Linked DNA regions of Homo sapiens: region 2 is linked to region 1. A link is an interaction called in ENCODE POLR2A ChIA-PET data of the cell type or tissue named here. Cell type or tissue: B cell. All regions are shown on one strand. Each heading gives the region's core, and the rest is flanking DNA. Links, peaks and the distances in the headings are about the cores only.

Region 1 (5,382 bases), core at 272-5,271:
ATACCCTTTTTGTTTCTGCTTCTCAAAACATTTCTTGCAATAATGTGTGTAGTTGGAACATAGTAGTAATAATATTTTACTGTACTCTTGCATCCAAATGCAAGCTGATTTTGGAGAGAAAGAGACATTGGATTTTAGATACTTCAACCTTAAGTTGATATTATGTAACTGTGGTTCAGCAGAGATAAGAGCAGGAGATTTTTTTGGGATCATTATGCATAGTGTACATTGGCTTTTGGTGGGGGTACTTAGAATTAAAGAGCCGGAGGGTCAGAGGTGAAAACATCATGCTTAACTTGGCAGGAGGAAGAAGTAGGATCACTGATAAGAGTGGTCAAAGAGGTAGGAGAAAATTTAGGATAATGTAGCATACAATCCATAAGCATCTCAAATTTGAAAAGAATCCAGATGGCATGTTCTCCCATCTGGGAGATGCTTTTAAATTGTATACAGTATAAAAACTGTTCTTCCAATTATGTCAAGTTAAAATTATCTTTAAAGCTGATATGATCAACAATTATCCTTATGTAGATTGTTTCCTTTGTCGCATCTCATGGGAATTGGGTTCTTCTCCCACACTGGGTCCCAGGTTACAAATAATAGGTTTAAGCTGGGAAGTGGTCAGGGACAGGAAGGGAGGGCATATTTGGCTTTATTGAATTCTACAAAGTCAAATAGAATTGTATTGGAATTATTTTACATGCAACATTGGTATTAGTGTGGCTGATCAAAGAATTGATTGTACTTAAATATGCAAATAGTATTAGGATAATACAATACTGCAATTTGATGTCCTCTTCAAAATAGCTCTGAAAAATATGATTGGAATTTCTGGAGTCTATTTTGAAAAGGAAAACTTTTTTTTTCTTTTTTCCTTCTGTACTTCATGTGAAATAAGTGTGTAGGCAACTACTTTAGTTTCTTTAAGTTTTGTGTAAAAGCTAACTTGGGTAGAAATAATGCTGGAGATGAGTATCTTATAAAAATCACTTCATTTTTCTGCTTCTTGAGAGAATATTTTACAGGGAAATTATTATCAATATGAAAAATGACTCATAATTCTACTTTTCTCATTCCAGAAGTTTTTTTTCTTAATTTTGGTAAAATATATATAAAATTTGCCATTGTAACCATTTTAAGTATACAGTTCAGTGGCATTGAGAACATTTACGTTGTTGTGCAACCATTGTCACCATTCATACCCAGAATTTTTTTACTATCTCATAATAAAACTGTACCCATTAAACAATAGGGCCCTGTTCCTCCCTCCCTCCCTCGCTCCCTCCCACCTCCCAGCCCCTGGTAATCACTGTTCTTCTTTCTTTATATTTGACTATTCTAAGTATTTCATGTAAGTGGAATGATACAAAATTTGTTCTTTGTGGCTATTTCATTTAGCATGTATTCCAGGTGATACATGTTGTAACGTTTATCAGAATTCATTCCTTTTTAAAAGTGAATAATATTCCATTGTATGTATATACCATATTTTGCTTATCTACTCATCAGTTGACAGATGCTTGGGTTACTTATACCTTTTGGCTATTATAGGCATTATTCAAGCATGAATAATGGTGACAGGAACATTGGTGTACAAATATCTGTTCAAGTCACTGCATTCGATTCTTTTGTGTATATACCCAGAAGTGGAATTGCTCCACAAATATTTGAGTACCTAGTATATGGCAGGCACTGTGCTAAGCACTGGGGATGCAGCAGTGAAAAAGAGGGGCCTGGTTCTTGCCCTTATGGAATTTACAGTCTAGTAGGGAAAAAAGATGTTAAATAAGCAGTTGCAGTTAAGTGGGTTAAATGTTACAAAAACGTTAAGCACAGAGTGCCGTGTGTATGTTTCATATAATTGTAATAATATATATATGTTAAGCCAAAAGAGACTATAAAACATCAAATACTTTTTCCCCTTCCAATATAATCCCCTGCAGCACCTCACTACCCCTGGCCACCTACCACATGGAAATGTCTTCTGCTGCTTTTCTTCACATTTAAAAATGCAATGCCGCTGGGTGAGGTGGCTCACGCCTGTAATCCCAGCACTTTGGGAGGCTAAGGTGGGTGGATTGCTTGAGGCTAGGAGTTCCAGAAGAGACTGGGTAACAGCAAGACCCTGTCTCTACTAAAAAAAAAAAAAAAAAAGCCATAGTGGCATGTACCCACAGTCCTAGCTACTCGAGAAGCTGAGGCTGGAGGATCCCTTGCTCCCAGGAGTTTGAGGCTGCAGTGAGCTGTGGTCATACCACTGAACTCCAGCTTGGGTGGCAGAGTGAGACCCTGTCTTTAAAAAAAAGAAAATGCATCCAGAATTTACTTTTTTTGTTTTTTTGAGATGGAGTCTTGCTCTGTCACCCAGGCTGGAATGCAGTGGCACGATCGTGGCACGATCTTGGCTCACTGCAACTTTCGCACCACTGCAACCTCCACCTCCTGGGTTCAAGCGATTCTTGTGTTTTGGCCTTCTGAGTAGCTGGGATTACAGTGCCACCACGCCTGGCCAATTTTTGTATTTTTAGTAGAGATGGAGTTTCACCATGTTGGCCAGGCTGGTCTCGAACTCCTGACCTCAAGTGATCCGCCCACCTTGGCCTTCCAAAATGTTGAGATTATAGGCGTGAGCCACCGCACCCTGCCGGAATTTACTTTTGAATATGATGTGAGGCAGGGCTGTACACTTTAGTCTTTTTTTTTTTTTTTGCCTTTTTTTTTGCCCTTTTTTTTTTTTTTGCCGTATCATGAACCAAAACCAACTACTTTCCTTGTACATTTGTCTGTTTCTATATCCTCATTTTTAGGTAGCAATACTTCTATAAGTAGCTTTATCTTTTTCCCTATCTAATTGTGTCCAGCAGTTGGAATCACGCTGTCAGTCAGCATGAACATTTTTAAAGCTCTTGGTAACTGAAGTTATATTGTTTTCTAATAGGGTTGTACTGATTTTACAGTGCCATCAGTGCTGTGATACGTGGTAACCACATTTTCCCTGCTTCGGAGATGTTAAACAGTCCGTGCAGTTCCTCAGATTTCTTTAATTTGCATTTCTTTGATTACTAGCTGAAATTAATATTTCCCCTTGTTTTTCAGCAAGGTATTGTGAATGTGACTGACAAACTTAAGTTTAACCTGAGAGGGCCTTATAAATTATGAGTATACAGTAGTTTTTAGTAAATTACTGGCACTTTTTTTTTTTTAGTATTTAGATGTATCTACTTTTTTTAAATTGAGTTTGTGTATTTTGTAATGTCTGTTCACCTTATTTGTGGTTCTCCTAGTTCATTTCAATTTACTACTTAGGAAACCTGAAGTAATCTATCCATCCTCTTGTTTAGCCTAGTAGTGCTAAGTTGCATTCAGTGGATAGCCAATTCGTGGATGAGCTGAGTTCAAGTGTTTTGTAAATAGAGTATGAGAGAATCAGTGGGAAGAGCCCAGATTTTTTTTTCTTACTGTAGTGTAATCTTTTTAGCAGTGAAGCCTATAGTGAAATGAGATTTTTATTAGTAACTTAGCCTGCTTCTTGATAGTAATAGTTATTTATAGTCATGAGCCGGACGGATAAAGTAAAATTGGCTGTTTGACATAATTCTTTTGAAAAATAATTATATAATTGTATTTATCTTTATGCCAGGTGGTAGTAGTCTACATAAACTACTTCCAGGTAGGAAGTCCGCAGTATTCTCCTTTTGGGGATTTGTCAGTACCAAGGCATTGCAGAACCTATGGAAAAAGATATCCTTTATGATATCTGAGAATGTTCTGGACTAGCTAACTTTAGAGTGGTTAAAGAGACACTAACAACTTAGTGGTGAAAAATTTTCCAGGTGTAGAAAGAGAAGTTAGGGGCAAATAAAACATTGTATAGAGCAGTTAATTTTGTTTCCTTTAACCTGTGTCAGAAAAAGAATAATTTTCTTTTCTTTTCTTTTTTTTTTTTTTTTTTTTTGAGACGGGGTTTCGCTCTTGTTGCCCAGGCTGGAGTACAATGGCGCGATCTTGGCTCACTGCAACCTCTGCCTCCCAGGTTCAAGTGATTCGCCTGCCTCAGCCTTCCTGAGTAGCTGGGATTACAGGCATGCGCCACCATGCCCGGCTAATTTTGTGTTTTTAGTAGAGACGGGGTTCTCTATGTTGATCAGGCTGGTCCCGAACTCCCAACCTCAGGTGATTCGCTGGCCTCAGCCTCCCAAAGTGCTGGGATTACAGGCATGAAGCATCATGCCCGGCCAAAAGAATAATTTTCAAACATCCTTTATAGATTGACTTATTTAGGAAGATAGAATGTATTATTTATAGTTTTGCTGAAAATAATCATGCATGTTACATTACATTTAAATGCAGTGAATGGAGAGCCCTGTTCCCCTTTCAGCGTAATCATCTTGTTTTATTTTCATGCTAGCATTTACCAGTACTTGGTATTTTCTCATTTTTCTTCCCCCTCAATAGACTTTAAGCTCCATGGGGGCAAAAACTTCTCTCTTCAATGTTGTAAACATGGTGTCTCTAATAGTGCCTGATATATAGCAGGCTCTCAAGAAATATTTGTTGAATGATTTAATTTAGTGCTTTATCTGGATACTGATCAAAATATTTTATTTAATTTAAATTTTTTTTTGAGGTGAGGTCTCACTCTGTCACCGAGGCTGGAGTGATCTCAGTTCACTGCAGCTTCTGCCTCCCAGGGCTCAAGTGATCCTCCCACCTCAGCCTACGGAGTAGTTGGGCCCACAGGCACACGCCACCACACCTGGTTCATTTTTTGTATTTTTGGTAAAGGCAGGGCTTCACCATGTTGCTCAGGCTGGTCTCGAACTCCTGAGCTCAAGCAATCTGTCTGCCCTCCTTGGCCTCCCAAAGTGGTGTGATTACAGGCACAAGCCACCGTGCCCAGCTTCTGATTAAAATATTTATAAATAAATAAATTTAGTCTTAGTTGTGAATATAACTGCATTTCTGAACCTACCACTCAGATTCTTAAACATCAGTCTATGAAGCAGGAAAAAGTTTTGAGATCTGAGAGGCTTGTCAGTATTACTGTAGAATACAAGAAATTGGAGCCAAGGTTAAAAAATACAGTCTGAAGCTCATTAAATACTTTTTTTTTTGCTCTATTTAACTATGTCTGAACTCATTATTGGCATGTTTTCTTCTGATCAGTTGTCCTTACAAGTTAAGACAACCGTTTATTCCTTTTTTTTGAAACAAGGTCTCACTTTTTCACCCAGGCTGGAGTGCAGTGGTGTGATCACAGCTCATTGTAGCCTTGGCGTCCTGTGCCCAAGGGATCCTCCTGCCTTAGCCTCCTGAGTAGCTGGGACTACAGATGTCTGCCACCATGCCTGGCTAATATTTTTTATTTTTTGTAGAGATGGC
Region 2 (5,382 bases), core at 147-5,146, 130 kb before region 1:
CTGAGGCGGACGGATCACAAGGTCAGGAGATCGAGACCATCCTGGCTAGCACGGTAAAACCCCGTCTCTACTAAAAATAGAAAAAATTAGCCAGGCGTGGTGGCAGGCGCCTATAGTCCCAGCTACTTGGGAGGCTGAGGCAGGAGAATGGCATGAACCCGGGAGGTGGAGCTTGCAGTGAGCCAAGATCGAGCCACTGCACTCCAGCCTGGGCGACAGAGCGAGACTCCGTCTCAAAAGAAAAAAAGAAAAAAAAGTTGATCTCATTGAGGTGGAGAGGAGAATGATAGTTACCAGAGCCTGAGAAGGGTGGGAGCAGGGGAGGGATGAAGAGAGAGGTTGGGTAATGGGTGCAAACCTACAGTTAGATAGAAGGAATAAGTTGGGCCGGGTGCGGCGGCTCACGTTTGTATTCCCAACACTTTGGGAGGCAGAGGCAGATGGATCACCTGAGTTGAGGAGTTTGAGACGAGCCTGACCAACATGGCAAAACCACGTCTCTACTAAAAATATAAAAAACTAGCCAGATGCGGTGGCGTGCACCTGTAGTCCCAGCTACCCTGGAGGCTGAGGCAGGAGAATCGCTTGAACTCGGGAGGCGGAGGTTGCAATGAGCCGAGATGGTGCCACTGCACTGCAGCCTGGGCGACAGAGTGAGACTCCGTCTCAAAAAACAAAAATCAAAGAACAAAAAAAAAGAAGGAATAAGTTAGTAAAAGGAAAATAAATCTCGGGAACCCAAAATCACTAAGCCAAAGAGAAAAGTGAAACTGAGAACTGCACAGGGCAAACCTGCCTTCCATTCTCCCTAAATAAGCATTCTGTTCATGTGAGACAAATGCATATCTGATTGCTTCCCTTGCCCTACTGCTTCACTAAGCCAGACTAAGGGGTAAGTGAGTATTCCTGTGAATTGCGTAGTCAGTGCAAGGCTAATCAGAAACTCAAAAGAATGCAACGGGCTGGGCGTGGTGGTTTACGTCTGTAATCCCAGAATTTTGGGAGGCCGAGGCGGGCAGATCACGTGAGGTCAGGAGATCGAGACCATGCTGGCCAACACTGTGAAACCTCGTCTCTACTAAAATACACAAAATTAGCTGGGCGTGGTGGCGTGCGCCTGTAATCCCAACTACATGGGAGACTGAGGCAGGAGAATCGCTTGAACCTGGGTGGTGGAGGTTGCAGTGAGCTGAGATTGCGCCACTGCACTCTAGCCTGGTGACAGAGTGAGACTCTATCTCAAAAAAAAAAAAAAAAAAAAAGAATGCAACCATTTGTCTTTTATCTCCTTATGACCTGGAAGCTCCCTCCCCCACTTCAAGTTGTCCTGCCTTTCCGGATTTAACCAATGCACATCTTACATATATTGACTGATGTCTCTTGTCTGCCCAAAATGTATAAAACCAGTCTGTGCACCGACCACTTTGGGCACATGTTGTCAGAACCTCCTGAGGCTGTGTCGCGGGTGCATCCTTAACCTTGGCTAAATAAACTTTCTAAATTGAGACTTGTCACGCATACTCTTTGGTTTACAAGTTCTAGTGTTTTGTTAGATATGAATTCTATATTTCTTTTCAAAGAATCAATATGTCAGTATGTTCAATTCTTTGCCTTCTTCTTTTAAACTTAACTTCCTCATAAAGCAACCCTTTTAGATTACCTGCTCCACCCTGACTCCTTTCAATCACCTGCCCCACCCTGACTCATTCCGATTACCTGCTACCTGCTCCGCCCTGACTCATTCTCCACCCTGCATAACCATTTTTTCCCTCCAAACCACTCACCCCGTCACGCTCTTTAAATTAGCCAATCGGAATTAGTTTAGCCTGTGCTGTCTAACCCTAGCCAATAGGGGAACGACACAGCAGCAGGGGCCACGTACGTCAGAGATAAGAACCCCTTTCCCTCCCTTGTCCAGGTGTGCGCTCACCATTGCTCCATCTGTAAGGGTGCACCCTTCTATAGAAGTATCTTGCCTTGCTGAGAATTAAAAAGAAAATTTTATATTCAAGTGCTATTTCTTTTGTGGCATTGAAACTTTATTTATAACAGTTTGAAGCACACACAGTAGGGTAACTATAGTTAACAATAATTTATTGTATATTTCAAAATAGTTAGAAGGGAAGATTTGAAATGTTCCTAACACAAATGATAAATATTTGAGGTGATGGATGCCCTAAATACCCTTATTTGATCATTACACATTGTATACATGTATGAAAATATCACACGCACCCCATAAATAAGTACAACTATTATGTATTTTTTTTTTCAGATGGTCTCTGTCACCCAGGCTGGAGTGCAGTGGCATGATCACTGCTCACTGCAGCCTTGACCTCCAGGGCTCAAGCGATTCTTCGGCCTCAGCCTCCCAAGTAGCCGGGATTACAAGCACACACAACCGCGCCCGACTAATTTTTGTTATTTTTTTGTGGAGATGGGGTTTCACCACGTTGCCTAGGCTGGTCTCAAACTCCTGGACTCCAGTAATCCGCCCCCGTCAGACACCCAAAGTTCTGGGATTACAGCTGTTTACAAACGTGCATGACAACTATGTATCAATTTTTTAAAAGCAAAAAAAAAATTAGAACAGTTGAACAATTAAAAAAAGAATACACTTTCCATTCTTCCCTGCAGCAGGGAATAGCCAATGAAGTGTAAGTGCAAATACGATAAGGCTTCTGGGAAGGGTCTTTAAAGGGGCCTGGCCTAGATGGGAAGTCTGCTGTTTCACTTGTCCCCACCTTCCCTCTCTTCCTCCCACAAATAGCCCCTCTTCACAACTCTTAAAAGCATTCCTTTACAGTCCATTAACACTGCCACTACCTCTGCTGGAAGCTTCCTCATTTCCTGGGTTACTGCAATAGTGTCTTAAGTCATCTCCCCACCCCTTCCCTGTGATCCATTCTGTATATTACCCTACCAGGCTGATTTTTCTAAAACCCAACTTTGATCAATTCACTACCCTACTTCAAACTCTTTTGATGGTTCTCTTGCCTCCAGAAGTGGTTCTTAAAACTGGCTGCATCAGAATCAGCTGGAGAATTTGAGGAAGTCATACATTTTCCCAAAACGTAACCCAAACTGACTGAATGTGCATCACAGGATTGTCTAGGAATTAGAAGTTTCTTGTATTTTCTTCTTCTACTACTTCTGCTTCTGCTTCTCCTTCTCCTTCTCCTTCTTTTTTTTTTTTTTTTTCAAGACAGTGTCTCTCTCTGTTGCCCAGGCTGGAGGGCACTGGCATGATCTTGGCTCACTGCAGCCTCAACCTCCCAGGCACAGGCGATCCTCCCACCTCAGCCTCTCAACTAGCTGGGACTACAGGCGTGAGCCACCGTCCTTGGCTAATTTTTGTATTTTTTGTAGACATGGAGTTTCACCATGTCACCCTGGCTAGTCTTGAACTCCTGGACTCAAGCAAACCAACTGCCTTGGCCTCCCAAAGTGCCAGGATTACAGGTATAAGCCACCAGGCCAGGCCAAGGCAGACTTTATTCAGGACTATGGTGACAGGTATAGGAACCACTGCAATGAGATTTTGCAGTAGGGGAGAGAGACTGGGTTCAACTCCAAATATGACAAGACAAAATGAGAATTTATAGCCAAGGAACAGGATAGGAGTCAATGAATGGAAAGTTACTAAGAGGAGACATCAAAGATAGGGGAATTTTTTTCTTCTGTTTTCTCCTTGTTCAGGATCTTTTTATTTTATCTTATTTTTCTTTCTTTGTTTTAAGGCTAGGGGAAATCTTGCTGGGTAGACTCAGGATTCTTGCTGAAGGCAGGCTAGAATGATAAGATATGGAGAGTAGGCCAGCATGGTGGTTCATGCCTGTCATCTCAGCACTTTGAGAGGCCAAGTCAGGAGGATCTTTTGAGCCAGGAGGTCGAGATCACCTTGGGCAACATAGGGAGACCCCATCTCTCAAAAAAAAAAAAAAATCTGGCCGGGCATGGTGGCTCATGCCTGTAATCCCAACACTTTGGGAGGCCTAGGCAGGCAGATCACTTGAGGTCAGGAGTTCGAGACCAGCCTGGCCAACATGGTGAAACCCCGTCTCTACTAAAAATACAAAAATTAGCCAGGCATGGTGGCAGGCGCTTGTAATCTCAGCTACTCGGGAGGCTGAGACAGGAGGATCACTTGAACCCAGAAGGTGGAGGTTGCAGTGAGCCAAGATTGCGCCACTGCACTCCAGTCTGGGCAACAGAGCAAAACTCTGTTTTACACACACACACACACACACACACACACACACACACACACTCACACACAGAAAAAAAAATCTAAAAAAAGAAAGACATGGAGAGTAGAGGATGAGGAATTTGATCAGATATTGAGGTTGATCAGACACTGAGGGCAGGCATTTTTTACTAAACTGACTCAGCAGTATTTTTGCTAACACTGGATTAAGTGGGTCAAGGACAGAGCCCAAGGTTGGAGCTTAGTCAGAAAGAGGGCTCAGAGGACCCAGACTTAGGTTTGGTCAAGGAGAGAGTCTTTGTTACTATGTAACATAATTAACACAGCATGAACACAATAAACATTCAGTAAACGTTAGCAGCTACACTCTAGCCATAAGACATTAACGGTCGTGCCCCATGTACATGCTACTGTTCCCTTTCTATGCATTAGCACATTCTGACGAGTCCACTTAGAATGCTTTTCTCCTGCTTCGCCTAGCTAATTCTCCCTTGTCTTTCAACACTGAAGTCCTGTTGGAGTCAGTTCTGATCTGGGTCCCTCCTCTGGGCTCCCACTGCACGCTGTGCCTGCCTCCACCAAGTGAAAAACCACTGCAGGGTTTTAGGTGGAGGAGTGACCTGACTTGTCTTGAATATCTACTATATGCCAGGCACCACTGTAGGTTCTGAATCAAAATAAGAATAAAAAGAACACTTAGCAGCTGGGCGCGGTGGCTCACACCTGTAATCCTAGCACTTTGAGAGGCTGAGGCGGGTGGATTGCCTGAGCTCAGGAGTTTAAGACCAGCCTAGGCAACAAGGTGAAACCCCATCTCTACTAAAAATACAAAAAATTAGCCAGCGTCATGGTGTGTGCCTGTAATCTCAGCTACTCAGGAGGCTGAGGCAGGAGACTCGCTTAAACCCAGGAGGCAGAGGTTGCAGAGAGCTGAGATCATGCCACTGCACTCCAGCCTGTGCAACAGAACAAGACTCTGTCTCAAAAAAAAAAAAAAGAAGAACACTTAGAGGGTTACTGAGAAGATTAAAGAGATAAAGCGAGATAAAGCTTGCGAAGCACTTAAGACATGGCCTGACATATGGCAAACATTCAGTAAATGCTAACCACTATTACTTATATTTAGAAGAATGTAAATAACTATTATTATTACTATTATTTTTTGAGATGGAGTC

What was found. Peaks named below come from ENCODE experiments on the same cell type or tissue, not always from the same donor. Only the 100,000 strongest peaks of a DNase experiment are listed, where the experiment ranks them.
Region 2: POLR2A ChIA-PET joins it to region 1 with 6 read pairs; 6 of 35 experiments call an interaction of 5 or more read pairs at or near these places.

Annotation. Positions count from the first base shown.
Region 1 is chrX:123,980,041-123,985,422 of GRCh38, forward strand. All of the region lies in intron 1 of STAG2 (STAG2 cohesin complex component), which reads left to right. Among named protein-coding and RNA genes, the nearest start is that of STAG2, 21 kb to the left of the region's middle. In B cell, for the core only: no CTCF peak of the experiment used is centred there; a DNase peak (open chromatin) is centred at 2,821.
Region 2 is chrX:123,848,363-123,853,744 of GRCh38, forward strand. No RefSeq gene overlaps it. Among named protein-coding and RNA genes, the nearest start is that of XIAP, 9.0 kb to the right of the region's middle. In B cell, for the core only: no CTCF peak of the experiment used is centred there; no DNase peak of the experiment used is centred there.